Linked DNA regions of Homo sapiens: region 2 is linked to region 1. Evidence: read pairs that join two places in POLR2A ChIA-PET (ENCODE). Cell type or tissue: K562. All regions are shown on one strand. Links, peaks and the distances in the headings refer to the core of each region. The heading gives the core; the rest is flanking DNA. Region 1 overlaps SLC25A45 (solute carrier family 25 member 45). Region 2 holds the start of ENEMAL (enhancer lncRNA neighbor of NEAT1 and MALAT1).

Region 1 (13,747 bases), core at 2,346-4,845:
AATTCTGGAGCACCAGCCTGCCACAGGGTAAGTGGGGAAGACCAGCTTGCTTCCTTTTATTTATTCATTCACTCATTTGTTCAACAACTATTTATTTATTTACTTATTTTTGAGACAGTGTCTTGCTCTGTTGCCCAGGCTGGAGTGCAATACGTCTTCATGGCTCACTGCAGCCTCAACCTCCCAGGCACAAGCGATCCTCCCATCTCAGCCTCCTGAGGAGCTGAGGCCACAGCTGCATGCCACCATACCCAGGTAAGTTTTTGGGATTTTTTTTGGTGTTTTTTTTTTTTGTTTTTTTTTTTGAGACGGAGTCTCACTCCGTCACCCAGGCTGGAGTGCAGTGGCATTATCCTGACTCACTGCAACCTCCAGTTCCCAGGTTCAAGCGATTCTCCTGCCTCAGCCTCCCAAGTGACTGAGACTACAGGCATGCACCACCGTACCTGGCTAATTTTTATATTTTTAGTAGAGACGGGGTTTCACTCTGTTGGCCGGGCTGGTCTCAAACTCCTGACCTCAGGTGATCCGCCCACCTCGGCCTCCCAAAGTGCTGGGATTACAGCATGAGCCACTGCGCTTGGCCATTTTTTTGTATTTTTGCAGAGACGGGGGTCTCGCTATGTTTTCCAGGCTGGTCTCAAACCCCTAGGCTCAAGTGATCCTCCCATCCTGGCCTCCCAAAGTGCTGGGATCACAGGTGTGAGCCATTGCACCCAGCCAACAACTATTTACTGAGCACCTCTGTATGCCAGCTAGAGTTTTGTTTTGTTTTGTTTTGTTTTGTTTTTTTGAGACGGAGTCTTGCTCTGTCGCCCAGGCTGGAGTGCAGTGGCGCAATCTCGGCTCACTGCAAGCTCTGCCTCCCGGGTTCACGCCATTCTCCTGCCTCAGCCTCCCGAGTAGCTGGGACTACAGGTGCCCGCCACCATGCCCGGCTAATTTTTTGTATTTTTAGTAGAGACAGGGTTTCACCATGTTAGCCAGGATGGTCTTGATCTCCTGACCTTGTGATCTGCCTGCCTTGGCCTCCCAAAGTGCTGGGATTACAGGCGTGAGCCACCACGCCCGGTCTACCAGCTAGAGTTTTGACAAGAGCTAACACAGGGGTCTCTGCTTCCCAGACCTCATAGTTTAGAGGAGAGACAGATATAACCTAAGGGTTACACGAATGAGAGTGTGTCATTATAGAATGATGAAGGGGGACAGTGTGAGAACATGGGCCAGTGGTTCTCAAGGCGTTGCTCTCAGCAGCAGCAGCAGCAGCATCTGGGCAACATAGTAAGACCCTATCTCTAACATAATGGAAGGCAAATCTTGGACCCGCCCCAAGCCTACTGAACCAGAAACTCGAGGGTGGGACCCAGCAATTTGTATTTTCACAAACTCCCCAGGTGATTCCAAACAACAGGCATAAGTCAAAGGAATGTGATCAAGGTTTCCATAAGGAAGTGTGGCTGAACTGAGAGCTGAAGGCTGGGTGGGAGGCACACAGGCAGGCAGAGGGCATGTGCGGCTGGGCACAGTGTCTCATGCCTGTAATCTCAGCACTGTGGGAGGCCGAGGCAAGACGATCACTTAAGCCCAGGAGTTCAAAAACAGCCTGGGCAACATAATGAGACCCCATTTTTACAAAAAAAAAAAAAAATTAAAAATTAGGCTGGATGCAGTGGCTCATGCCTGTAATTCCAGCACTTTGGGAGGCCGAGGCAGGTGGATCACCTGAGGTCAGGAGTTTCAGACCATCCTGGCCAACATGGTGAAACCCTGTCTCTACTAAAAATACAAAAAATTAGCCAGGCTTGGTGGTGGGCACCTGTAATCCCAGCTATTGAGGAGGCTGAGACAGGAGAATTGCTTGAACCAGGGAGGTGGGTTACATGAGCCGAGATCAAGCCACTGCACTCCAGCCTGGGCGACGAGCAAAACTCTCAAAAATAAATAAATAAATAAATAAAATTAGGCTGGGCATAGTGGCTCATGCCTGTAATCCCAGCACTTTGGGAGGCCGAGGCGGGCGGATCACCTGAGGTCAGGAGTTTGAGACCAGCCTGACCAACATGGAGAAATCCCGTCTCTACTAAAAATACAAAATGAGCCGGGTATGGTGGCACATATCTGTAATCCCAGCTACTCGGGAGGTGAGACAGGAGAATCACTTGAACCCAGGAGGTGGAAGTTGCGGTGAGCCAAGATCACACCATTGCATTCCAGCCTGGGCAACGAGAGTAAAACTCTGTCTCCAAAAAAATAAATAAATAAATAAATAAAATATAAATAAAAATTAGCTGGGCAAGGTGGCACACACTTGTAATCCCAGCTACTTGGGAGGCTAAGGTGGGAGGATACTTGAGCCTGAGAGGTTGGGGCTGCAGTGGGCTTTGATCCTGCCACTGCACTACAGCCTGGGCAACAGAGCGAGACTGTCTCAAAAAACAAAAAAGAAGGGCATGTGCAAACGTCTTGTGGTGGGAGGGAGCCTGATGTGCTTACGGAACCAAGAGAAGGTGCACGCCTGCAAGCCTTGCAGGCTGCGGGAGGGAGCTTGCCCTGGTTCTGCAGAGGACTGGGAAGCCACTGAGGAGCAGGGAGACTTGGGGAGAATTGTACTGCCAAAAGTTAAAGTACCTGGGCCAGGCGCGGTGGCTCACGCCTGTAATCCCAGCACTTTGGGAGGCCGAGGCAGGCAGATCATGAGATCAGGAGTTCAAGACTAGCCTGGCCAAGATGGTGAAACCCCATCTCTACTAAAAATACAAAAAATTAGCCGGGTGTGATGGCGGGTGCCTGTAATCCCAGCTACTCGGGAGGCTGAGGCAGAGAATTGCTTAAACCCGGGAAGCAGACATCGCAGTGACCCGAGATCTTGCCACTGCACTCCAGCCTGGGCGATAGAGCAAGACTCTGTCTCAAAAAAAAAAAAAGTTAAAGTACATGTTCAGATCTGAGACAGGACCAGGGCTGTGCTGTTAGGATTGGTAAAGAGGGAGTCGAGGCCAGATGCAGTAGCTCATGCCTGTAACCCCAGCACTTTGGGAGGCTGAGACAGGAGGATCACTTGAGCCCAGGAATTCGAGACCAGCCTGGGCAGCATAGTGAGACCCCCATCTCTAAAAAATTGGGAAGGAGTAGAAATCTTTCAAAGGGTTAAGAGGAGTTAGAGACTCTTTTGGCATGGCGGGGGTGAAGAGGGAGAGCTCCTCTGAGGCATCGGCCTGGGCTGGGAGCTGAGGGCAGCAGGGCGGGCTGGGGAACTTGAGGTGCCTTTGGGACATCTAAGGATGTGTGACCAGAGACAGCAGTGTGGGCCTGGCACTCAGGAGCCTGAGCAGGCTGGAGACACCAGTTAAGTCACATTCACAGCATGGACCCCCTTGGCTCAGCTGTTTCCTGAGTCTGGTCAAAGTTATTTAAGCCAGAGTCATCTCGTGGTTGTGTCATTTCCCCCTTTCCCTGCGCATGTAGCTTTCCCCAGGCTGGAGTGTGGTGGGGAAAGCCACAGGGAGTGTCACTATACACATAAGTTAGTCTCCTGGAATTTCTTCAGCTGTGGTCATTGCTAAAAAAAGAAGTATGACGCTGGACAACAGGAGTCCAATGGGACTTTATTTAACATGTTTGCTCAAGTTATCAGCTCTTTGCAAGTGACTGACAGACACCACCTCCTTTGTAACCTCAAAGCAGGTTCACAGACTATCTCCTGGTTCTTAGGGATTTCTTCTGTCGAAAAGAGTTCTCAAAAATAACAGCAACCTGAGATACCATCTGTTAAATCCTTAAGCAATTTCGCATGCCTTATGAGACCCTGCTGATTAAAAACATCTAGTTTTGTTTTCTTTTTTTTGAGACGAAGTCTCGCTCTGTCATCCAGCCTGGAGTGCAATGGCGCGATTTTGGCTCACTGCAACCTCCGCCTCTCTGGTTCGGGTGATTCTCCTGCCTCAGCCTCCCAAGTAACTGTGACTACAGGTGCGTGCCACCATGCCCGGCTAATTTTTTGTATTTTTAGTAGAGACGGCGTTTCACTGTGTTAGCCAGGATGGTCTCGATCTCCTGACCTCGTGATCTGCCCACCTTGGCCTCCCAAAGTGCTGAGATTACAGGCATGAGCCACGAAGCCCGGCTAAATTTTGTGTTTTTTGAGATAGAGTCTCTCTCTGTCACCTAGTCTGGAGTGCAGTGGGGCAATCTCAGCTCACTTCAACCTCCACCACCTGGGTTCAAGAGATTCTCCTGCCTCAGCCTCCTTAGTAGTTGGGATTACAGGCATGTGCCACCACGCCTGGCTAATTTTTGTGTTTTTAGTAGAGATGGGGTTTCACCATATTGGCCAGGCTGGTCTCGAACTCCTGACTTCAGGTGATCTGCCCACCTTGGCATCCCAAAGTGCTAGGATTACAGATGAGAGCCACCATGCCTAGCCAACATCTAGATTTTTAGAATCTCTCTGGCCCCTTCCTGCCCCATCTTTGTCTTTCTGCCCTCCCCTCCAATAGTGGCATCTCCTCCTGGGGCCACTGTGCAGGAGTGAGTTATTTGCTCACTAATCACACCATACTAAACCCTAAACTCACTCCAGGACTGCTCTCCCAGCCCAGTGGGTAGCCTTTGCCATGGATTGGTGGAAGGAACTTGGGCCTGGAACTCCCTGGTCCCACCTGAGTCTGGCCACTCTCTCTGGCTGTAAAGGTGGAGTTTAGAGGACGGGCACTCCAGGCTCTTTAGGAGACTCCTCTAGATAGAACCAGAGAGGGAGAATGGGAGCCCATTTAACTAAAGCCAAAAAAAATAGATTTTTTTCATTTTACTCCCTTGCTGTTTTGTTGTTGTTGTTTTGAGTTTAGGAGCAGAGGTTTAATAGGCAAAGGGAAAAGGAGAACAGCTCTCTCTCAGACAGAGGGGCACCCAAATGGGAATTCCCGCTAACTGGTAATTTGATGAGAAATAGCAAACAACAGAGGACCACTCTGACCTGTCCTCCTGCCTACTTCCTGCACTGTTTATAGGAGCCCACCTCCTCCTCCTCATGCGTCCTGTTTGCTTCCTTCCAGCCACGGGCTGCCCAGTGGTGTTCTGACACCTGCTGTACCATCGCTGCAATGTCCAGCCTGGAATCCCTGGCGCTGCGGTGGTGCTGGATGGGCTCAGAGATGGTCCGATCAGAAGGGATCACAGAGGAAAGCTGGGGGTGGTGGCTCACGCCTGTTAATCTCAGCACTTTGGGAGGCTGAGGCGGGCGGATCACTTGAGGTCAGGAGTTCCAGACCAGGCTGGCCAACATGGCAAAACCCCGTCTCTACTAAAAGTACAAAAAAATTAGCCGGGCATGGTGGCATGCACCTGTAGTCCCAGGCAGGAGGATCACTTGAACCCAGGAAGCAGAAGTTGCAGTGAGCCGAGATCGTGCCACCGCACCCCAGCCTGGGTGACAGAGCAACACACCATCTCAAAAGAAAAAAAAAGGGATCACAGAGGAAACTGAGGCACAGGAAGGGCAGTGCCTGCCTCAAGGCACCTGGGAACCGGCCTCAGGTGGACCTTGTGTTTTCCATAGGAGGAGCAGAGACTGCTAGAAACTAGGAGTTCGAGTCTCTTCCACCATACACCTTTCTCAGCCCGAAAGGGCAGCACATTCCCACGATCAGGAGCCCCCAGAACACCGATTCTTAAACTTTAGCATGTGTAGAAATCCCTGGGAGAGCTTTTCACAACACAGATTCCTGCGCCCCATCCTCAGAGATTCTGATTTGGTAGGTCTGGGGTGGGGCCTGAGATGCTGCATATCTTTTTAAAAATTATTATCATTATTATTATTTGAGACAGAGTCTTGCTCCATCACCCACGCTGGAGTACAGTGGCGCAATCAAAACTCACTGCAGCCTCAACCTCCCAGGTTCAAACAGTCCTCCCACCTCAGTCTCCCAAGCAGCTCTGTCTACAGGCACAGTGCCACCACACCTGGCTAATGTTTAAATTTTTGGTAGATACAAGGTCTCACTATGTTGCCCAGGCTGGTCTTGAACTCCTAGCCTCAAGTGGTCCTCCTGCCTCGGCCTCCTAAAGTGCTGTAATTACAGGTGTGAACCACTGTGTCTGGCCAGATGCTGCATTTCTAATAAGCTTTGCTCCATGGACCACACTTGGATTACCACTGACTTAGAAACTCACAGTACCTTACCCACTGAGTCAGGATGAAGCTTGCTAAACTGTTGCAACAAGGGCCTAAACTGTTGCAACAAGGACAGAGCCAGGTGCCTCACGCCTGTAATCCCAACGCTTTGGGAGGCCAAGGCGGGTGGATCACATAAGACCAGGAGTTCGAGGCCAGCCTGGCCAACATGGTGAAACCCTATCTCTACTAAAAATACAAAAACTAGTTGCAGATGGCCTCCAGCCATCTGCAGCACATGATCTGGTGAAGGAGAGCTCTGATGAGCACGTGACGTAGTATGGTCCCGGCAGGTCTAGCCCAGGGTGGTGTGGGGGGAGTTGAACTTAGGTGACTCGCAGAAGACCCCCATGTGCCCAGGTGGAGCAGGGTAGCCATGTGCCCAGGTGGAGCAGGGTAGCTAAGTAACTGGACACTGCGGCTGGAAGCTCAGAGGCATCTAAGCAAATTGTATGATTTACCCGCGGTGTGACCTAGGACAAGTTACATAATGTCTCTGAGCCGAGGCTGCCTCTCTATCAACTGTGATCATAACACTGTGATTGTTTCTACAGGGAGCCCCCAGTAAATGGCAGGAATTCAGGTCACCATGAGGTGGACTCACGTTGATCTCAGACCAGATAGGGACATTAGTGGGTACAAATGGCCCTTGATGCTCAATTTTGTTGTCAGTTAAAAGAACCCTCTCAGCCAGTTTTTAATTCCCACTGAGCAAGTGAGATGGGTAAAGAAAACAACAGTGGCTCACACCTGTAACTCCAGCTCTTTGGGAGGCCAAGGTGGGAGGGCTATCTGTGCTCAGGAGTTCAAGACGGCCTGGGCAACATAGTGAGACCTCCTCTCTACAAAAAAATTAAAAATTAGCCAGGTGCGGTGGCACACACCTGTAGTCCCAGCTACTCAGAAGACTAGGGTGGGAAGATCACTTGAGTCCAGGAGTTCAAGGCCACAGTGAGCTATAATGGCACCACTGCACTCCAGCCTGGGCAACAGAGTGAGACTCTGTATCTAATAAAAGAAAAAATAGAGAAAAAGAAAAAGAAAACAAGCACCATTGGCTGGGAGTGGGCAAAGCAGACAGACCCCCAGCTCCCAGCATCCTCCACTGCAGGTGACCTCGAGAAGGGTCAGAGCAGGAAAATGGGGGCTGGGAGGTTCAACAGAAAGCTGTGTGGCAAGACCAGGGAAGCAGGTGTGGCAGCTGGCGTGAAGAGACAGGTCAGGAGTGCAGTCGCATCATTTAACGAGCATTTATTGCACACGTCTGTTCAAGCACCAGGCTCAGGCTGGAAACCATCCAAAGCGCAATCCCTGACCTCAGGCAGCTCACAGTCCAGTGGGGAAGCCGAGAAGCAAATTAATGACTCTGAAGAAGCGCAGGCAAGTGCTATGATCAAGGCATGTGTGTGGGTAGGGTGTCTGGGAACCCCAAAGTCAGCCTCAGGTGGGGAGGTAAGTCAAGGAAGGGTGAGGGGACTGGGCTCAGCCTGGGTCTCGGAGGAGAGCGGGGCCAGCCCCGGGGATGGTAGAGTCAACCTGCCAGGCACTGTGCACTGCTGGCCAGGCCCGGCCAATGAGAGCACAACTTGTTCAGGGTCCAGGAAGCAACCCCAGGAGAACAAAGCCTCGTGGGGAGGGAGGAACCTGGAGGGTGGAAGGAGTTTGGGCTTTTCCTGAAGGTGATGAGAGCCACTGAAGGATTCTGGGGGAGGAGACATAGGGTTATCCTGGGTCATGGGGGAGAGAGCTTTGAAAGGCAGGGAGGTGGGAGGCCGCAGGGACTCTCAGAAGTGGAGTCTCAGAGCTCCTTAAGAGGTGAAGGCAGCCGGGCGCGGTGGCTCACGCCTGTAATCCCAGCACTTTGAGAGGCCGACGCGGGCGGATCACAAAGTCAGGAGATCAAGACCATCCTGGCTGACATGGTGAAACCCTGTCTCTACTAAAAATACAAAAATTTAGCTGGGTGTGGTGGCGGGCGCCTATAGTCCCAGCTACTTGGGAGGCTGAGGCAGGAGAGTTGCTTGAACCCGGAAGGTGGAAAGGCGGAGGTTGCAGTGAGCCGAGATCACGCCACTGCATTCCAGCCTGGGTGACAGAGAAAGACTCCATCTCAAAAAAAAAAAAAAAAAAAAAAAGAGGTGAAGGCACAGGACAGGAGCTGGGATGTCACCAGCACCACTTGCCAGCTCACTTGTGCCTCATGCTCCCTGTTTCACAGATGTGGGAGGCAAAGGAGTCAAGGCCAGCTACACAGGGAGGCTGCACAGGCCCCCTGGCTTCCGGCTCCCACAGGTGTCTGCCCAGCCCAGATCTGCGCGGGTGGGAGGCACCTTGGTTAGGAAGGGCTGAGCCTCTTGCACTGATTTGCAAGCTTTCAACCTGGCCTCCAATCTCAAACTGGCCTCCAGGCCGTGGGCCTGATGGGGAGCTGCTGGCATTGCCGCAGGGCTCATCCCCACCAGCGGAGGAGATATTCGTAGCTGAGGAAGGTGACAGCATTGACGGGAAAGGCGCGGGCACTGTTGATGGTGACCCCCCGGAAGAAGACTCCCAGTCCTTCCTGCCGGATGCTGCTCACCATGCAGTCCAGCATCCCCTGGTACACTCTGCGTCTCAGTCCATCCATCTGCATCCGGGACTTGATCATGTCTAAGGGCGTGGCTGCCACCCAGGAAGCAATGCCTGCAAAGCCCCCTGCCACCAGCACCGTGGCTGAGCCTGGGGCAGAGAGAGCCCAGAGCAGGGGTCAGACCCAGAACAGAGCATCCTCCCCAGACCCTAGTTTCCTTCCCCAGTCCCCGCTGGACCCTGCCTGCTACCCACACCTCTGTCCCCCATCCTCTCACGCCACTTTACTTACTGGGATTCTGGCCTTCTGGTGTGTACTGGCGACAGAGCCCTTCATAGGTGATGAAGTAGATCCCCACCGTGGGGGTGTCCCTCAGCGTCAGGGCCCAGGCTCCTCGGAACAGCCCCCGGGGCCCCTCCTCCCGGAAGATGGAGGCTGCACAGTGCACGGGCCCCTGGTACCGGGGTGGGGGGCTCCCTGGCTGGGCCCTTGGCTCTGTCTGGTTTTGTAGCCGGACTTTGATGAGGTCAAAAGGAGCCAGACAGTAGGCCTGTTGGTGATGAAACATGAGGGCCCCGGGTGGGGCTTTGGGCTGGGAACTGGCCCCTTATATTCACAAGAGGAAGGAGGCAGGCAGGGGGCCACATCTTCCAGTCCCTCAGGAACCCTGCCGGCACCCAGCCTCTCACGTGCATGTGTGGCTGGGATGGCCAGGATGTCTGCATGCGACCGGGACAGGCCACCTCCCTTGGCATCAGGCCCAAGAGTGAGAGGCACTGCCCCTCATGCAACAGTGACCAACTTGCCTGGCCTACAGCAGGCACTCAGAACAAGCCTGGATTCTTTTTGCAGGAGCAGGTTGGTTTCTGGCCTCCCTAAAGCCGGCAGTGAGCATACCTGTACGGTGGGCAGGGCCAAGTGAAGGATTCAGCCTGTGACTGTGAAATAGCAAAGAAACCACCCTTTCCCAGGGTGAAGGAGGTCCCCTCGTGAGTGCTGTTCTCCTGCGCCCACCTCTCAGAGGCCCGGAGGGGCACAAGGCCAGCCCCTCCTGCCTCCAGAGAGGCAAGACTCCTTCCCATTAGCATCCCACCAAAGAGGCTTCTGAGTGTGGGAAGGTGGGTAATGGGGGGACTTGGCAGGTGCTAGGGCTCTTAGAATCGGCAGAAGCAGATGCTACACAGATTTGGGATGGAATTGGGGCTGGAGTCCTGGTGAGGGTCAGTGCTGGGGGGATGTAGAGGGCGATGGGGGCAATTAAGATTTGGGTCAGAGATGCCAGTAGGTCAAGATAGCTTTTGGAGTCCAGGTGAGAATCGGGGTCCATGTCAAGGCTAGCCTGTCTCTGAGGGATTTATCTGTTTTTTGCTTGTTTGTTTTGTGACAGGTACATGGGCTCAGTTCCTCAGCCCTGGAGATGGCTGATGGCGACGGGGGCTGGCGGTCGCCTCTGGTGGTGGGTGGTGGTACTTAGGGTGTGGCAGGCCAAGTCTTCGCTTGTTTACTTTGGTCCCAGGAGTAAGGGTCGTAGGTTAGGTACCATCCCTTGGGAGATGGGGCCTTGTGCCACCCTCTAGAGCGTGCTGGCAGGGCTGAGCTCAGGGCTTCAGGAGGTGTTCTGAGCCCTGAGCTCCTGGGGGCTGAGGACAGGGCTAGGCTGACACCAGGTGACAGACACCCCCACAGGGGTGGTGGAGTGTCAGATGCCATTTCAGAAGGTCAGCTTCGGCGAAGACCAGGGCAACGTCTGTGCCCGTCAGAGGCTGTCAGTCCCTGCCTCTTCTTCCCACTCCACACTAAAACACATTTTTCCTTTAAGACTCTGTTAAACTAAAGCCACAGGTTTCACTGTAAACCCAGGCTCCATCAGCGGCCCTCACAGTCCCCACTTCTGCTTTCCAAAGAGCTGGGGGGGCAGGGTGACTTAGAAGCCGGGCCTGGCCACTTAGCTTAGGGCTTCGGTTCTCTTCCTTGTGTTTGTGGGATGTGGCTCGCGGGGCTCAGGAAACCTATAGGTGGCACCTCGCACAAGAAGGGGCAGAAGAAAAGCCGGGGCCTCCGGGGGTCTCATTAATCATTAATTCATTTGAAGGAGCAGCCTGACTTTGTCCTTTGTCCTTGCTCTCTGCCCCATGAAGTGTGACAAGGAACTGGGGGCAGCTGCCCAGGAGAGGGCGACCCTGGCTTGCGGCTGGGGTGTCAGTGGGTGCCGGGCGCACCCTCTCCCTGCTTATGCTCACAGGACCCATTCAGCACCGGTTCCCACTGGCGGCAGCTGGTCCCTCTTCCCTCCATCCACCCCTCTAAAGCCCAAAGCCCAGATGACGGCAGTGCCTGAATGGTTAATGCCCTGCTGGGCTGGGCCTCAGGTGAGGCTCCCAGGTCATGGGCACCCAAGCACTGCAGGCAAAGTGTAGAGCCAGGCAGGGCCAGGGGAGTGTCAGGACCTCATCAGGACCCGGCCAGAGGGGCTGGGCTCACAGCTCTGCGGGGTGCTGGTGGTTCTCCAGGGTCAAAGGTCTCCTTGGGGAGTGGGCTCCCCACAGCTCTGAGGCTGGCAGACCCCTCTGGAGGGGGGCAAGCCCCGTCAGCTGGAGCGAGTGGCCCAGGCTGCTTCTCCCAGCACCCTCTTGGCACTGCCCACCAGCTGTCTCTGCCTTTTGCCCCCTCTGTTCCCCACAGCCCTCCCCCAGAGGCCTGCAGCCTGGAAGGCCATAGCACAGGCCTCTTGTTCCCCTCCAAGAGGCCTATGCCTCCACAGCTGTGGGTCGCCAGGGCAGGGTGGGAGAGGACAGATCGAGATGACCATCCCTATGACACCTGTGTGTGCCCACTCACTGCCCCCTCACCTGCAGGAACCCCCCGGTGCAGCCCGCTAGGAAGATGTGCATGTAGCTGGGCGGCTGGGCCCGCCGCTCCTGGTGGGAGGTGGCCGTGAGCACCAGCAGGGTGTTGCTATAGACCCCAAACAGGACAGAGTTGACCACAGCTATGCTGGCAATGGGGAAGCTCATTCCCTTGAAGAAGCCCAGGAGCTGCAGAGAGACACAGTGGCAGCGGAGTAGGCACCGTGGGGCCTCCCCTTTGTCCTCTCCACCCCTGGCAAGGCAGCCTCTGGCTGGAAACTGCTCCCAAGTCCTGCCACAGGGAAGTGGGGACAGGCAGGGATGGGCTGAGGCTGCGCCTCTGGGGTGCTAAGCTACCACCCAGGCCCCCCAAGGATCCCAGACTTGGTCTTCTCTCCTCCAGGAGCAGAACCCTGCTGGAGAGGGAAGCTGGTACCAACAGCCCCAGATGCCTCCCCGAAAGGGGAAGGACCCCAAAGGAGTGGGCCACTCACGGACTCATGGCGGTAAATCTTGACCATGCAATCAACGATGCCCCGGTAGGTGGTCTGGGTCTGCAGCCTCACCTGGGTGGGAGGACAGAGCAGGTAGGGTGGCGGGATGGGCAGGTGGGCCAACCTTTCCCTCTGCCCCCTCAAGCGGGATGCCAACCAGCAGGAGAGGCAGGAAAGGCAAGATTAGCCAGGCCTGATCTCAGGGCACCCTGACATTTGGGTCAGGTGAGATCTTTCATTCCTCTGGCAGCTCTCCTAAACTCACCTTTACAGTGTCAAACGGGTGTCCCAGGACCAAGCCCAGAGCGCCTGTGGTGACAAGAGGGTGCTATGAGTGAGGGCCCTCGTGCCAGGCCCAGGAAGCAAGTCTGTGCCAAGAGGAAAGAGGGGTTCAGGCAGGAGGAAGGAGAGCAGGGCCATCTCAGACACATGCAGCCACCTTCCTGCCAAGCTCTAGAGACTCCAGCTGCCCCTGCCACCCCCTCCACACAGGCACTGGGCCAGGAAGGCACTGGGACAAGGGACTAAGACCCCAGGCCCCACCTGAGGATGCACACCCAAGAGGGAAGAGCCAGCCAAAGACGTACGTGTCCTCGCTGGAGCCCATACCCGGGTATCCCACCGCCTATGAGCCGCGGGACTCTGGGAGAATCACCCAGGTTCCCACCTCTCCGAGAGCTTTACTCTTCTTTCTTCAACTCATAATGTCGTCGCCGGGATCCAGAGCAGGCCCTGCTGCCAGCTGGCCACGCAGAACTGCAGGGCCCTGATGGGGGTCATGCCTGGGCACCTGCAGAGGAGCTTCTCCCCTCCCCTCCACCTGCCCACTGCCTAGCCCTGCCCTCCACAGCAGAGGCTGGTTCTGGAGTTTGGGGGAGGTCGCACCCCCAGGAGGCAGGTTCAGAACGTCCCTCTCTTTCTCCTAAGAGGAATGCCACCCAGAAGCTGGGCTGGGACCACAGCACAACAGGCCTCAGGGCCCGGGACTGCGGCCCACAGCCAGGTGGGGCAGAGGCCCAGAGGGGACTCAGGACAGCAGGTGAGGTCAAAGGTGAACTTCCTTTGTAAGCCCAACAGGGTGGGCCTGGAGAGCAGGGCTCAAGGTATAGGGTGCTCACCTGGCTCTCCCGCCCTCTGCAGGTGTCAGGCAGAGTGGCCTTGGAAGGCAGAGGCAGCACCCTCCCACCTGTGCCTTCCTCTCTTCTTCCCATCGGCCACTCCCCAGAGGACTGGGGACAGCTGGCTCTGGGGTGCTCCACGGAACCCAGACTTTTTTTTTTTGACACAGGGTCTTGCTGGTGTTGTCCAGGCTGGAGTGCAGTGGCATGATCATGGCTCATTGCAGCTTCAACCTCCTGAGCTTAAGGGCTCCTTCCACCTCAGCCTCTGGAGTAGTTGGGACCACAGGCGTGCGCCACCGCGCCTGGCTAATTTTTGTATTTTTAGTAGAGACGGGGTTTCACCATGTTGGCCAGCCTGGTCTCGAAATCTTGACCTCATGATCCACCTACCTCAGCCTCCCAAAGTGCTGGGCTTACAGGCATGAGCCACCGCGCCCAGCCTCTCATTTCTTATAAAGACAGGGTCTTCCTATGTTGCCCAGGCTGGTCTCAAACTCCTGGCCCCAAGTGATCCTCCTACCTCAGCCTCGCAAAGTGCTGGGATTACA
Region 2 (15,722 bases), core at 6,115-8,614, 110 kb after region 1:
TCAAAAATATGTGTATATATATATATATATATATTTCTTAGAGATGGGGTCTCCCTATGTTGCCTAGGCTGGTCTCTTAACTCCTGGACTCAAACGATCGATCCTCCCACCTCTGCTTCCCAAAGTGCTGAGATTAAAGGTGTGAGCCACTGTGCCTGGCAAATAAGCTGACATTTTGCTTGACACCTCCTGAGCCAAGGACACAGACACCCGAGAGATGTCCACAGGCTGCAGAGGTCCAGCTCCTGTGACCAGGCAGCAGCCTCAGTGGAAGAGCACATGTTCCTGGGCCCTACCACAGGCTGATGTGGAGAGTCCCTCTGATTGAAAATGCCCAACTCAGGCCACTCCTGCCCGGGGGTGACTGTCTCGCAATAAGATACAGGGCCAGAAGGATCCAGGAACACAGGAAGAGTTCGGCAGGGCTCAACAGGAGAACAGAAAAGAACTAAAAGCAGAGACACCATGCAAACATGAGGCACACACGCAACAGGAGACAGAGCAAACTGCAGGAAAAAAGAAGGGCCCTGTTAGCCACACACCGGCCTGTGGGCTACAAGCCCTCCAGTTACAGAGCATGGGAAATAAGGCCAGGTCATGCCTGTCCTCACCTTTGAGTTAGGGCCGAGCTGGGCAGAGAATCTGATTGCCCTTCCCTCCCTCTTCAGTTCCTGCAGATCACTTGGTTCTTTTGTGTTTTTTGCTTTTTGTTTTTTTTTTTTTTAAGACGGAGTCTCACTCTGTTGCCCAGGCTGGACTGCACTGGCTCGATCTCAGCTCACTGCAATCTCTGCCTCCTGAGTTCAAGCGATTCTCCTGCCTCAGCCTCCCGAGAAGTTGGGATTACAAGTGTGTGCCACCATACTTGGCTAATTTTTGTATTTTTAGTAGAGACAGGGTTTCACCATGTTGGCCAGGCTGGTCTCAAATTCCTGACCCCAAGTGATCCACCCACCTCAGCCTCCCAAAGTGCTGGATTACAGGCATGAGCCACCGTACCTGGCTGGCTTTGGGTTCTTGAAGGGAAAAGAAAAAGCCCCATGGCAGACCGGACCTGACTGACGGGCAGGAAATCTTAATTCCAGACCTGCTTTCACCTCCTCACTGCCGGACCTGGAGCCAGGGCTGGCTGTCTCAGGGCCTCTGCCTACCATTGCCAGGAACTCTCTGTTGCCAGTCTGTATTTGGAGAGGCTGAAGGGATGAAGGTCCTACCTCACTCTGGAGCCCTCCCCACAGGGCCCCAGCTTGCACCTCGTGCACCAGCTCCTTAGGGGGCAGTGTGCACCCCTGGAAGGACTCCCAAGGTCTGGGACTTGCGACTCAGGACAGACCATTCCCTGCAGATCATTCATCTGCCAATTTAAGAAATGGGAGAGAGACGGAGGCCCGTCTGCCTCCCCTGCCAGCTCCTGCTGATTGCTGGTGGCTGCCTCCTGAGTTCTGGGGTCCCTCTCTTGACAGTGGTAAGAGTGCCAGGAACGGAGCGCGTTTGCTGCACACCATTTGCCATTGGTGCATCGAGCACACTCCCAGCTCCAGGATTATGGGAAGACCTTTTTGGGGTACAGACTTCCCCTCCCTGCAACAAAGAGGAGCTCTTCCATGGCCCCCACCCTGAGGGGCACAGGAGGTCCACGGCCTGGAAACTTCCTATTTCCTGGGGCTGGCCCAGGGCTTCTAGTCTGGCCTTCCATAAGGCATGGGCCAGGATGCTGGCCCTGGGGGCCTCTCAGCTCAGCCCCACGTGCCCCTCTGTGGACTCTCAGTCTCACGTTTGTCAGGGTTCTGCCATTTAGAAATGATCAGCCCACCTCTAGACCAAGTGCCTGCCTGGAATGTCCTGTCCAACTTATCCACCAGCTCATCCTTCCGGGCCTAATTAAGGCCCCACTCCATCTCTGAAGCCACCCCATGCTCATGACTCTCCCTGACGCAGGTTCCCGACACACCGGGTGACTCAGCTGCAGTGTTTTTCACAGTCCGTGATGCGTCACAGCTATTTATAGGTGTGCTTAACTCCCTGTGAGGAAGCACTTCAACCCCCAAACGCAAGTTCCAGAAATATGCTCATAAAGATAAAGATAGAGAAAAGCTCTGGAAAAATACACAGTGCTGTTGCTTCAGGCAGAGTCCGTGTGTGTGTGTGTGTGTGTGTGTGTGTGTGTGTGTGTGTGCTTTCACTTTTTGCCTCATACATCTCATTGTTTATAAAATTTATCAATATTACAAAGTTGTAAACAAGGTTATTTAAAAACAACAAATTGGCTGGGCACGGTGGCTCACGCCTGTAATCCCAGCACTTTGGGAGGCCGAGGCAGGCGGATCACCTGAGGTCAGGAGTTTGAGACCAACCTGGCCAACATAGTGAAACTCCATCTCTACTAAAAATACAAAAAATTAGCCGGGCATGGTAGCAGGCGCCTGTAATCCCAGCTACTCGGGAGGCTGAAGCAGGAGAATCGCCTGAATCTGGGAGGCGGAGGTTGGAGTGAGTTGAGATCATGCCATTGCACTCCAGCTTAGGCAACAAGAGCGAAACTCTGTCTCAAAAAAAAAAAAAATTATAAATTTCTACACAAAGTCTTGCACATTCCTTTAATTTATTCATAGGTATTTTATAGTTTGTGTTGCCATGTTAGCAGTTACAAAGTGGCTGGGCACAGTGGCTCACACCTGTAATCCCAGCACTTGGGGAGGCCGAGGCGGGTGGATCACAAGGTCAGCAGTTCGAGACCATCCTGGCCAACATGGTGAAATCCCATCTCTTCTAAAATACAAAAAATTAGCCGGGTGTGGTGGTGCACACCTGTAGTCCCAGCTACTTAGGAGGCTGAGGCAGGGGAATTGCTTGAACCCAGGAGGCGGAGGTTGCAGTGAGCCGAGATTGCATCACTGCACTCCAGCATGGTGACAAAGCAAGACTGTTTCAAAAAACAAAAACCAAAAAACCAAAAAACAAAAAGAGTGAGGTCCCCCTGAGTCACATAGCAAGACCCCATCTCTACACAAAATATTTAAAAATTAGCCAGGCATGGTGGTTCGTGCCTGTGGTCTCAGTTACTTGGGAGGCTGAGGCAGAAGGATTGCTTGAGCTCAGGAGGTTGAGGCTTCAGTGAGCCAGGATGGTGTCACTGCATTCCAGCCTGGGAGAGACAGCGAGACCCTGTTTTTGTTGTTGTTTTTTTCTTTTTTAAAGAAAATAAACACCAAAACAATAAAAAGAGTGAGGTAGGTAGGACTCATGTCCCAAAATAGTTCTCCCTTTTTAGTTTTTTAATTTTTAATTTTTAAAGAAAGTTTCATTCTGTTGCCCAGGCTGGGGGGGTGGGGTAGTGGCATAATCGTAGCTCACTGTAACCTGAAACTCCTGTGTTCAAGGGATCCTCCTGCCTCATGCTCCTGAGTAGCTAGGACTACAGGCCCACGTCACCATGCCCAGCTAATTTTTATTTTTATTTTTTGAGATGGAGTCTCACTCTGTCGCCCAGGCTGGAGTGCAATGGCGTGATCTCCACTCATTGCAACCTCCGTCTCCCAGGTTCAAGTGATTCTCCTGCCTCAGCTTCCCGAGTAGCTGGGATTACAGGCGCCTGCCACCACGCCTGGCTAATTTTTGTATTTTTAGTAGAGATGGGGTTTCACCATGTTGGCCAGGCTGGTCTTGAACTTCTGACCTCAGGCAATCTGCCTGCCTCGGCCTCCCAAAGTGCTGGGATTACAGGTGTGAGCCACCGCGCCCGGCCAATTTTTTTTAAATGTCTTGGCAAGATGGAGTCTTCCTATGCTGCCTAGGCTGTTCTTGAACCATTAAAATGATGTATTTCAATTATGTATATACTATTTATACATATATTAGGATATATCTACATGTGTGTGATATGAATATATATACACATTCACAAGCACATTATAAATGTTTGTATGTGTATATATACATACATAGTCATGTACTGAATAATGACATGTCCATCAATGATGGACCACATATGTGACAGTGGTCCCATATACTACCATTTTTTTTGTTTTGTTTTTTGTTTTTGTGAGACAGGGTCTGGTTCTGTCACCTGGGGTGGAGTGGAATGGGGCATCTCTGCTCAGTGCAACCTCTGCCTCCCGAGCTCAAGCAATCCTCCCACCTCAGCCTCCCCATTAGCTGGGACCACAGGTGCATGCCACCACACCTGGCTAATTATTGTATTTTTAGTAGAGACAGGGTTTTGCCATGTTGGCCAGGCTAGTCTCAAACTCCTGACCTCAAGTGATCTGCCCACCTCGGCCTCCCAAAGTGCTGGGATTACAGGTGTGAGCCACCGTGACTGGCCAGTAGTCAACTTTACAACAGGCCTAGGATGGGAGGTGATTGTCCAACCAACTTTAACTTTACTGTTTGAATTTTAAAAGAAAATACCCATGTACTTGGGTATTATTTGTTTGTTTGTTTTTGAGACGGAGTCTGCCTCTGTCACTCAGGCGAGAGTGCAGTGGTGTGATCTCGGCTCACTGCAAGATCTCTGCCTCCTGGGTTCAAGCGATTCTCCTTCCTCAGCCTCCCAAGTAGCTGGAATTACAGGCGCCCACCACCACACCTGGCTAATTTTTGTATTTTTAGTGGAGACAGGGTTTCACTGTGTTGGCCGGGCTGGTCTTGAACTCCTGACCTCAGGTGATCCACCCCCCCTCAGCCTCCCAAAGTGCTAGGATTGCAGGTGTGAGCAACCACACCCAGCTGTACTTGGGTATTATTAAAAAAATAATAAGTCACAGGATGGAGCCAGGAAGCCTGAGGCAGGTGAACCTATGAGGCAAATGTCACGTGCAACAAAGTGTAATTGGCTCTGGCAGCCAAAACCAATTGGACATCTTGGTGAGACAGTCTCCAAATGTGTCACAGGATATAATTTCCAAAGTTATAAACATGACTGTCTTTAATGTATGTACCAAAGGTTACTTCAGGTGTTAAGAAACTATAATGGTGGAAACACTAGTTCAAAGGGAACTGGAGAGACTGAAATACTCAGAGGCACTGAAAAAGCAATGCTGGAATAAGATTGCTGAGTTACATCCAAAAGTACCTGCTGCGCTGCAGGGTAATAAGCCCATTATCTTGGGTCATCTTTTCTACCTGACAGAAGCTAGCTATATCTTATCAATCTACTCATCAGAGCCCAGCCTCATCAATGGTGAATAAGTCAGAGAGGTGCCATGCCTAGAGAATCCCAAAGGTCATCCTATGGCCACCTTTTCGGACTGGTCTTCATTTTGCCTTTTCAAATTTTTTTTTTTTTTTTGAGATGGAGTCTCGCTCTGTTGCCCAGGCTGGAGTGCAGTGGCGTGATCTCAGCTCACTGCAAGCTCCGCCTCCCGGGTTCACACCATTCTCCTGCCTCAGCCTCCCGAATAGCTGGGACTACAGGCGCCAGCCACCATGCCCAGCTAATTTTTTTGTATTTTTAGTAGAGACGGGCTTTCACTGTTAGCCAGGATGGTCTCGATCTCCTTACCTTGTGATCCATCCGCCTCGGCCTCCCAAAGTGCTGGGATTACAGACATGAGCCACCGCGCCCGGCCCACGCCCGGCTATTTTTTTTGTATTTTTAGTAGAGACGGGTTTCACCATGTTAGCCAGGATGGTCTCGATCTCCTGAGCTCGTGATCCACCCGCCACAGCCTCCCAAAGTGCTGGGATTACAGGCGTGAGCCAACGCGCCCGGCCAATATGTTTTTCTTAATGGAGGAGTATCCGCAGGGCGCGGTGGCTCATGCCTGTAATCCCAGCACTTTGGGAGGCCAAGGCAGGTGGATCACGAGGTCAGGAGATCGAGATCCTGGCCAACATGGTGAAATCCCATCTCTACTAAAAATACAAAAATTAGCTGGGCGTGGTGGCACATGCCTGTACTCCCAGCTACTTGGGAGGCTGCGGCAGGAGAATCGCTTGAACCCAGGAGGCGGAGGTTGCAGTGAGCCGAGATCGCGCCTCTGCACTCCAGCCTGGGCGACAGAGCAAGACTCCGTCTCAAAAAAACAAAAACAACAACAAGAAAAAGAGGTGTGTTATTTAACCTTTTCTTAGAAGCTTCTCTGCTGCCCCCAATCTTTCTCAGCAATCCTAAGCCTTGCTCCAGTTACTGGTTAGAGCTGGGCCAATAGTGGTCTGACCACACGTGGTGGCAGCATTCTGAGCTCTGAGGAGACAACCTGGGCTCTTGTCTTGAGGCCTAAACTGGGCCTGAGAGAGCAGGAACAAATCTGCCCTCTCCCTAAGCTCAGGGAGTCCACAGCGGGACCCTCACACCCAGTCTAAGGAGACCACTGGGCAGAGCTGAGATCTTAAGGACAAGCTGGAGTTCCCTCAGTTTTGGGAAAGGAGTTCTGGGGTGAGCGAGGAACATCAGGAGAAGCTGGAACAGAGAGGGGCAGCCAAGTCCTGAAGGGCCTGCTGTAACCCAAGAGAGAGGCCTGGCTTTATCCAGCAAGGCCAGGGTGCGGTCGGAGCAAAGGTTGTTTTATTAAAAGCTTCCTATGGCTGGAGCCCAGGAGTTCGAGGTTACAGTGAGCTATGATCACACTACTGCACTCCGGCCTGGGCAACAGAGCCAGACCCTGTGTTTAAAAAAAATCCTAAAAAGCCACAAAACTTCCTGAATGCAGACAATGTAGGGGTTCAAGGAGCTAGGGAGTACAGCGGAGACAGTGTTTGAACAGGCCCAGGCCTGGGCAGGTGGCTGCCTTGGATGCCCGAAGGGAAAAACAGAACAAAATCAGGAGGAATTGGAGCCTAAGTGAGGGAGCAGAGGATGAAGGGCGAGAAGGGGGCATGGGGCTGACAAAGCCGGGGTGGCAGCCCGTCCCACCCCACTCAGTGTGGGTTCCCGCGGTCTGTTCGGCGCAGCCACAGGGTCCTCCCACCACCCTCGCGGCCCTTCGCCAGCCCAGATACCGTTTTCCCGACTTTGGAACGGAGACCACAACACCCGCCCCGGAACTACTGAAGGCTCAAGTTAGGTCAACCCGGCAGGAAACCGGTTCCCAAATCCCAAGGCGGACCCAGGCCCGCGGTTCCCTCCCTCAAGGCTGGAACAGCGCGCAGTGGCCACCGCCGCCGGGTCTCCAGCCCCCAGGAGCGCGGCCTCCTCCCGGACTCTCTCCGATGCGGTCCTGCCCTGGGGACACGGCAGGAAGAAGGGACCTGGCTGGGGGACGTGGCCCCGGCGCGGGGGCAGGGGAGGCAGCGCGGGACTCCCAGCGGCCCCTGCGCGGGTGCCCACCCGCCGTCACGTGACACGCCGGGCGCTGAGTCACCGGGAAGCATCTGGCTGGGCGGCCGGGATTGGCCAATCTGCGGGACCGTCTGGAGCGGAAGGGCGGTGGTAGCTGGCCCTGCTTCTCCCTCCCCAGGATCTCTGCACTGGCCTTACGAACTGGGGAGTCCAAGGGGTTCCAGGACGGGAAGGGGAGTTTGAGACCAGCCTGGGCAACCTGGCCAGACCCGGTCTCTATTAAAAATACGCAAAACACACACACCACACACCCCACCCCACACAGCCCACACACCCCACACGGCCAGCAGCCCTTTCTGTCACCGACTCCGTTCCCCTGGCCAGTGAGCTCTCCGTCCCCTTTTCCTCCCTTTTCGCACACGTGCCTTTCCTGCCTGCTCCCACCTGGTGCCTGAGGCGTCTCTGCGCCTCAGCACTGGCTGTTCGGTTTGCACTACGGAGGGCAGTGTAGGTTTGAAAAGGAAAGTTTCATTATATAGAACACTACCAAGGCAGGGCGCGGTGGCTCACGCCTGCAATCCCAGCACTTTGGGAGACCGAGGCGGGTGGATCACTTGGGGACAGTAGTTCAAGACCAGCCTGGCCAACATGGTGAAACCCTGTCTCTACTAAAAATACAAAAATTAGCTGGGAGTGGTGACACTTGCCTGTAGTCCCAGCTACTTGGGAGGCTGAGGCAGGAGAATCGCTTGAACCCAGGAGGCAGAGGTTGCAGTGAGCCGAGATCCGGCCACTGCACTCCAGCCTGGGAGACAGAGTGAGGCAAGACTCCATCTCAAAAAAAATAATAATAATAATTAATAAAAAAATAAAAATAATTAAAAGAAAAAGAAAAAGCACTACAGAAGAGTGCAGAGGGGCGCCTCAGCTAGAGGACTTAGGGATTTTCCTTAGGGGCATTTATGGACCTTAAAGAGGGAGCTTAAGGGTAACTTGGACCACACTAGCCACATAGGTCATGATAAATGATTACATTTGTAGACATTTTGGTGCCTAATGCCAGTCAGCAAGGGTTGTTGCACAATGAGTTTGGACAGGCATGCATTTGCAGAGATGTATAGAAATTCTAATTACTTGGAAATTTTGTTGGACCGGAGCTAGGAACCAAATGGTATAGGGAAGTCTCATTACTTCTGAATTCCTCAGATAAAGAGTTTTGCCTCTGCCTGGGCTGCTCGATGGCCACCAGGTGACCTTTGCTCTCCTCAGGGGCTGCTGTGGGTCCAGAGCTGGAAGGAGAATGGGCCGCATCCTTTCCTCCTTCCCTCCCCGCAGCAGCAGGGGCTCTGGCTGCGGGGGCGGGCTGAGCTCCGTCCGGGGTGATGCGAAGGGGGTCATGCCGAGGGGGTGACTCCCAGCTTGCACTGCGTCCCACAGTCGCGCCTCGCCTCGCCTCCCGGAGCCCGAGTCTTCCAAGGGCGCTGGCAGCTGCGTCAGCTCCCGCTGCCCGCCCCAAGCGTCCAGAGCTAGGAGGGAGTTACGGGGCGAGGCCCAGGGCTTTTCAGGGCCGGGGGTCGTGCGGCCAGGCGCGGGTGGACTAGGCCAGCGGCCACTGAGGGGCAGAGAGGTCTGGGGTTCTAAGTTTAGCCCACTCCGCGAATGTGGATTGCTTTGTTTGGATGTGATTCCCTTTCCAGGTGACTGTAGGTTACCCCCACACTGCCCTGGCATGGAAGAGATTTAGGCTGTCCTAGGCCTTCACCCTTCCCTAAGACGAGAATCCAGAGGAGGAGCCATTTAACAGCTCCCTGGCTTCTCTCACTTACAGGGAGCTCACTACTACTACTAAAAACATTTTGAAGTTAACACCCCCTTATGCCTGGCTCATTCGTGCATTCAACAGATGTTTACTGAGCACAGACTGTGTGTTGGAGACTGGCCACTGGTTTACATAACGAGCTGTGATAAAACAAAGTCCCAAGCCTCTTGGTTGATGTTCTCAGGCTTTTTTGAGGTGTGAATCACTTCTCCCTGGAAGCCCTCCTAGCTATGCCACCCTGGCTTAAGACTGACTTTTGTGCTCTAGTGGCCCCTCAGGGATTCCCCACATCAGCACTGACTAAATGTCCACTTCCATGAGCTAGAGGAAGGTGGCGCCTCTTATTTGGCCTGGAGCAGGGAGCTAGGGCTCCTGCAGCCTCCAGATCCCTTACTGGGCGTCAGCTCAAGGGTGGGAAGGCCGGGGGCCTGCACCCCCTGGGAAAGATGTGGGCATTTGTTTCAAGGCAGGTGGTGGTGGCTGAAGTCTGGAGGCAGGGAGAACGGCTGCGTATTTCAAACTTGTAAGCAAAGGACAGGGGACCTATTACTGGGAAATTTCCCACATGTGCCAGGGGGAAGGAACAACCCTCTCCCTGTGGAAGGTGGGGGGAGCGAGCTCACCTCCCAGAGAGACAACTCTGTCACTCTGGCGCCTCTGCCCGCCCTTGTTCTTCCCTCCATCTGAAATCTTCCCCTCTTCTCAAAGCTGGTGTATTCTCATCCTTTAACTCTCCACTCAAATGTCACTTTCCTTGTCAACCCTTGTCAAAATTGGTCCCCTCCTCTGTTCCCTTTATTCCATCACCTATATTTTCTCAGAACATGTACAGTGCTCATTCACTAGGATTGTTACCCGAATCCTCTGCTAGAATGTAAGCTCCAGGAAGGTGGAATTCTTGCCTTTTTCCTGCCTTATTTTTACTAGCTGTACCTTGCATAAAGGGTGTTTGTTGAGTGAATGAAGTTCTGTCCTAGATCAAGTTAGGAATTGAAGCTAGAAGTCAGGAAAACTAGGTCTTTCTCTGCTACTAATATTTTTTTTATTTTTCTTTTCTTTTTCGTGTTTGTTTTTGGTTTTCGTTTGTTTGGTTTTTGTTTTGAGGTGGAGTCTCAATCTGTCACCCAGGCTGGAGTACAGTGGCGCCATCTTGGCTCACTGAAACCTCTGCCTCCTGGGTTCAAGCAATTCTCCTGCCTCAGCCTCCTGAGTGGTTGGGATTACAGGCATGCACCACCATGCCCGGCTAATTTTGTATTTTTAGTAGAGTCGGGATTTCTCCATGTTTGTCAGGCTGGTCTCGAACTCCTGACCTCAGGTGATCTGCTCGCCTCTGCCTCCCAAAGTGCTGGGATTACAGGAGTGAGCCACCACACCCAGCCTCCCTTTAACTCTTTATATCAATCATTTACACAAAGAATTGGAGTCAGCTTGTCAACATACAATGAGATTGAGAGAGAGAGGTAAAAATCAAGCAGAGATGGCCAGGCACGGTGGCTCACACCTGTAATCCCAGCACTTTGGGAGACCGAAGTGGGCGGATCCTGACTTGAGGTCAGGAGTTCAAGAACAGCCTGGCCAACATGGCAAAATCCCATCTCTACTAAAAATACAAAAATTAGCCAGGCGAGGTGGCGTGCATCTGTAATCCCAGCTACTTGGGAGGCTGAGGCAGGAGAATCGCTTAAACCCAGGAGGCGGAGGTTGCAGTGAGCCGAGATCGTGCCACTGCACTCCAGCCTGGGCAACAGTGTGAGACTCTGTCTCAAAAAATAATAATAATAAAAATAAAAATAAGCCGGGCGTGGTGGCTCACACCTGTAATCCCAGCACTTTGGGAGGCTGAGGCAGGTGGATCACAAGGTCAGGAGATTGAGACTATCCTGGCTAACACGGTGAAACCCCGTCTCTATTAAAAATACAAAAAATTAGCCGGGCGTGGTGGCCGGTGCCTGTAGTCCCAGCTACTTGGGAGGCTGAGGCAGGAGAATAGCATGAACCCGGGAGGCGGAGCTTGCAGTGAGCTGAGATTGCGCCACCGCACTCCAGCCTGGGCGACAGAGCAAGATTCCGTCTCAAAAATAAATAAATAAATAAATATGAAATAAAATAAGAATCAAGCAGAGAAAATTCATGCATACCTAAAAGATAAGACCAAGGAAAAAGGCCAGAGTCCTGTACGACTGCCAGAGTTGTGCCTCAGTTATTGCTTTGAGCTTCTGTGAGCCAAAGAGAAAGGAAGAGGAACAAAGGTAGTTGCATGATTCTTCTTGCCTCTAGGGAAAAAGCATCCCAGTTCCTCAGAGAAAGGAAATTTTTTGCTGGCAGTTAATATCTAAGGAATTTCTCATACAGGTCTCCATATAGGGATGTGGTGGCTGATGAGAACAGACTGCAGCTTTCCTAACTAAGGGCATTGTTCACTGAGCATCCAAATCAGCAGCATCAGCAGAGAGTGGGATGCCAAGGAATGACTCAGCAAGGGCAGCTCTGCAAGGCTACAGAAGAGCTTTGTGGGGGCTCTGGCCAGACCCAGGGGCGATGGCTAAAACCAAAGAGGAATGGATGTACTGAATTCCCATCAGAGAAGTGTGGCTCCCGGCTTTCTGGTTTACATTTTTTTTAATCGAATGACTTCAACATCATCTATAAAATATTCTTTTTTAAAAAAAAAAAAAGCCTGTAATCCCAGCACTTTGGGAGGCTGAGGCAGGTGGATCACCTGAGGTCAGGAGTTCCAGACCAGCCTGACGAACATGGAGAAAACCTGTCTCTACTAAAAATACAAAACTTAGCTGGGTGTGGTGGTGCATGCCTGTAATCCCAGCTACTTGGGAGGCTGAGGCAGGAGAATTGCTTGAACCCAGGAGGTGGAGGTTGTGGTGAGCTGAGATTGCACCATGGCACCCCAGCCTGGGCAACAAGAGCGAAACTCCATCTCAAAAAAAAAAAAAAAGAAAAAGAAAAAGAAAAAGCAGCCTGGGCAACATTGTAAAACCCCATTTCTACACAAAATACAAAAAAAAATTGCCAGGCTTGGTGGTGGCGTGCGCCTGTAGTCCCAACTATTTGAGAGGCTGTGGTAAGTGGGAGGATCACTTCACCCTGGAAGGCTGAGGCTGCAGTGAGCCATGATTGTGCTACTACCCTCCAGCCTGAGTGACAGACCAAGACCCTGTCTCAAAAAAAAAAAAGAAAGGGGAACCCAGGTTGGATCAAGCCTCTAGATCTAATCACTTGTTTATAGGAAATGCAGAGGGAACAGAAGACTATGTCATACCACACCACAGGGATATGATGGGCAAAATCCAGAATGTGGAAAATTCCAAAGGCAAACCACCCAGATTCTTCAGCAAATAAATTTCAGGGGGAAAAAAGGTGGGGAGAGGAAACCTATAGAGTATGCTAGAATCTTAAGAGACATGGAAATCCAAGGAAATGTGCAGATTCCACTTAGGTCCTGATTGAACAAACCAACTCTCAAAAAATATTGAGGCAAACTGTGTATTTGAAGATTAATACTAAAAAAAAGTTTTCTGTTTGTTTTGTTTTGTTTTCAGGCAGTCCTTGAACCAGAATAGGTTCAGAGAGGCTCCCCGGTTAATTTTTTTAGGTGTGAAAATGCTAATAGGATTTTGATTATATAAAAATTGTTTTGCAAATTGAAAAAATAATAAAAATAGGCCGGCCGCAGTGGCTGACGCCTGTAATCCCGGCACTTTGGGAGGCCAAGGCGGGTGGATCACGAGGTCAGGAGATCGAGACCATCCTGGCTAACACGTTGAAACCCCAGTCTCTACTAAAAAAAAAAAAAAAAGAAAAAATAATTAGCCGGGCGTGATGGCGGGCGCCTGTAGTCCCAGCTACTCGTGAGGCTGGGACAGGAGAATGGCGTGAACACGGGAGGCGGAGCTTGCAGTGAGCCGAGATCATGCCACTGCACTCCAGCCTGGAGGACAGAGCGAGACTCCTTCTCAAAAAAAGAAAAAAAAGAAAATAAAAATAGTTATGGTTTGTTTCAAAATACTCCAGGTAATGGGGGTTACAAAGAAAGAAGAAACACTTTCTTCCACCCTCTTACTGCCTGGCCTGAGAGCTTACATATCATTTTCAAGATAGCAGTACATCGTGAAGATGTGACAAGGCAAAGGGAAAACGGTTTTAAGCTTCTGGGGGCTACAAAACCGTGGGATGGTAAATATATGGGGAAAACTAGTGGAAGATCACTCTGAATTTAGTAAGATTTGTTTGTGCAGTTTCATCTCAGTGCCGACTGTCCTTTTTTTTTTTTTTTTTTTTTTTTTTTTTGAGACGGAGTCTTGCTCTCTCGCCCAGGCTGGAGTGCAGTGGCATGATCTCGGCTCACTGCAAGCTCCGCCTCCTGGGTTCACACCATTCTCCTGCCTCAGCCTCCCGAGTAGCTGGGACTACAGGCACCCGCCACCACACCCGGCTAATTGTGTGTGTGTGTGTGTGTGTGTGTGTGTGTGTGTGTGTGTGTGTGTAGTAGAAACGGGGTTTCACTGTGTTAGCCAAGACGGTCTTGATCTCCTGGCCTCGTGATCCGCGCGCCTCGGCCTCCCAAAGTGCTGGGACTACAGGCGTGAGCCACAGTGCCTGGCCTGACTTTCTGTCTTCATGACCATAAACCTTCCTGGAAGAGGATATTTATGGCAGTCCTCATTTCTAGGAGTTTTTGCTTGTAGTCAGATAAGGAAAGTTCCAGAAAGGCTCTCTCTGCATCTGTCCGATCTCAAATGCCTCAGTTCAGAATTATCCTTATACCAAAGTAGCATTTGGTGGGGCTGAGATATTCTGATCCCCTTCAAGGGATTGGGAGTTTAGATGGAAGGGAAGTGGCAGGAGTTAGTAACTGTTGGAGCTGGGTATGAATAACATGGGGATTCATTAAACTATTCTTTTTTTCTCTCTCTCTTTTTGAGACAGAGTTTTGCTCTTGTTGCCCAGGCTGGAGTGCAGTGGCACTATCTCGGCTCACCACAACCTCCGCCTCCCGGGTTCAAGCGATTCTCCTACCTCAGCCTCCTGAGTAGCTGGGATTGCAAGCATGCGCCACCATGCCAGGCTAATTTAGTATTTTTAGTAGAGATGGGGTTTCTCCATGTTGGTCAGGCTGGTCTCGAACTCCCGACCTCAGGTGATCCACCCGCCTCAGCCTCCCAAAGTTCTGGGATTACAGGCGTGAGCCACCGCGCCTGGCCCTAAACTATTCTTTTTACTTTTTATTTTATTTTTTGAGAATTTTTTTGAGACGGAATCTTGCTCTGTCACCCAGGCTGGAGTGCAGTGGCGTGATCTTGGCTCACTGCAAACTCCGACTCCTGGGTTCAAGTGAGTCTCCTGCCTCAGCCTCCCAAGTAGCTGGGATTACAGGCATGCACCACTAGGCCTGGCTGATTTTTGCATTTTTAGTAGAGATGGGGTTTCACCATGTTGACCAGGTTAGCTCGAACTTCTGACCTCGTGATTCGACTGCCTCATCCTCCCAAAGTGCTGGGATTACAGATGTGAGCCACCACGCCTGGCCTTTACTTTTTTATGTTTGAAATTTTCCATAACAAAACATCTTTAAGTATTGGAAATACTGACAAACGGTGAGCCAACTTTTCCCAAATACAAAATTATAACAAAATTACCCTGCACTGTCACCACCGTTTCATAAGAAAAAAGTCTTTATAACATCAAAGATACAAGAAGGGCTTGTGAACCCAAAATATCTGAGACAGGTCTCAACCAATTTAGAAGGTTTATTTTGCCAGCCGGGCACGGTGGCTAACACCTGTAATCCCAGCACTTTGAGAGGCTGAGGAGGGTGGATCTTGAGGTCAGGAGTTTGAGACCAGCCTGCCCAACATAGTGAAACCCTGTCTCTACTAAAAATACAAAAAATTAGCTGGGCATGATGGCGGGCGCCTGTAATCCCAGCTACTTGGGAGACTGAGGCAGGAGAATTGCTTGAACCTGTGAGGTGGAGGTTGCAGTGAGGCGGGATCGTGCCACTGCACTCTAGCCCGGGCGACAGTGCAAGACTCCGTCTCAAAAAACAAAAAAAAAGAGAAAGTTTATTTTGCCAAGGTTAAGGACACACCCATGACACAGCCTCGGGAGGTAGATAAGAGACAAAGAGTTGCACTCTTTTCTTTTGAGTTTCTGATTAGCCTTTCACCTAATACGCAATTTACATTTGAGAGGAGGGCAGAGGAGTAGTCACTTTTGCTTTAGTCTGGTTTAGTGAAATCAGAGGTCAGGGGAAGCAATCCGATATGCATTAGTCTCACGTGAGCCTCGGAGGGATGATTTTGAGTTCTGTCTGTCCTTTGTCCACAAGGAATTTCCTTGTGGGCAAATTGTGAGGGAGGCATGTAGCTTTTTTTTTAATAAATCTTTGTAGCTATCTTATTTAGGGATAAAATTGGAAGCAGGTTTGCCTGACATAGTTCCCAGCTTGACTTTTCCCTTGGCTTAGTGATTTTGGGATTCCAAGATTTATTTTCCTTTCACAGGCTTAATCTCTGAATAAAGGACCCTCTTAAAATGGGATGTAGTTAGTTTTCTGGAAAAGTCACAGCCGACGCTCCCAGGGACTGTTTCTGGTTCACGGGCCCTAGGTTCAAACAACCCTTCCCAAACCTTGTTTGTTTCAAAGGTTGAGATCAAAGC

Evidence for each region. ChIA-PET counts read pairs that join two places held together with the same protein. Peaks named below come from ENCODE experiments on the same cell type or tissue, not always from the same donor. Only the 100,000 strongest peaks of a DNase experiment are listed, where the experiment ranks them.
Region 2: POLR2A ChIA-PET joins it to region 1 with 12 read pairs; 19 of 35 experiments call an interaction of 5 or more read pairs at or near these places.

Annotation. Positions count from the first base shown.
Region 1 is chr11:65,367,789-65,381,535 of GRCh38, forward strand. It overlaps SLC25A45 (solute carrier family 25 member 45), which reads right to left. Exons shown (of 7, transcript NM_182556.4): 3 at 12,344-12,387; 4 at 12,079-12,150; 5 at 11,588-11,773; 6 at 9,030-9,288; 7 at 7,404-8,887. The coding sequence ends at 8,619. It also overlaps a transcript of FRMD8 not described here. Among named protein-coding and RNA genes, the nearest start is that of SLC25A45, 8.0 kb to the right of the region's middle. RefSeq lists an enhancer at 8,837-9,337. In K562, for the core only: no CTCF peak of the experiment used is centred there; a DNase peak (open chromatin) is centred at 3,623.
Region 2 is chr11:65,470,291-65,486,012 of GRCh38, forward strand. It overlaps ENEMAL (enhancer lncRNA neighbor of NEAT1 and MALAT1), which reads right to left and starts at 7,197. Exons shown (of 1, transcript NR_186313.1): 1 at 6,487-7,197. RefSeq lists enhancers at 1,004-1,549, 1,870-1,949, 6,990-7,585, 7,421-7,510, 11,204-11,798, silencers at 1,250-1,329, 7,121-7,250 and cis regulatory regions at 1,659-2,218, 9,284-9,507. In K562, for the core only: a CTCF peak has its summit at 8,488; DNase peaks (open chromatin) are centred at 6,174, 7,291 and 8,611; H3K4me3 peaks cover 2,500 bases.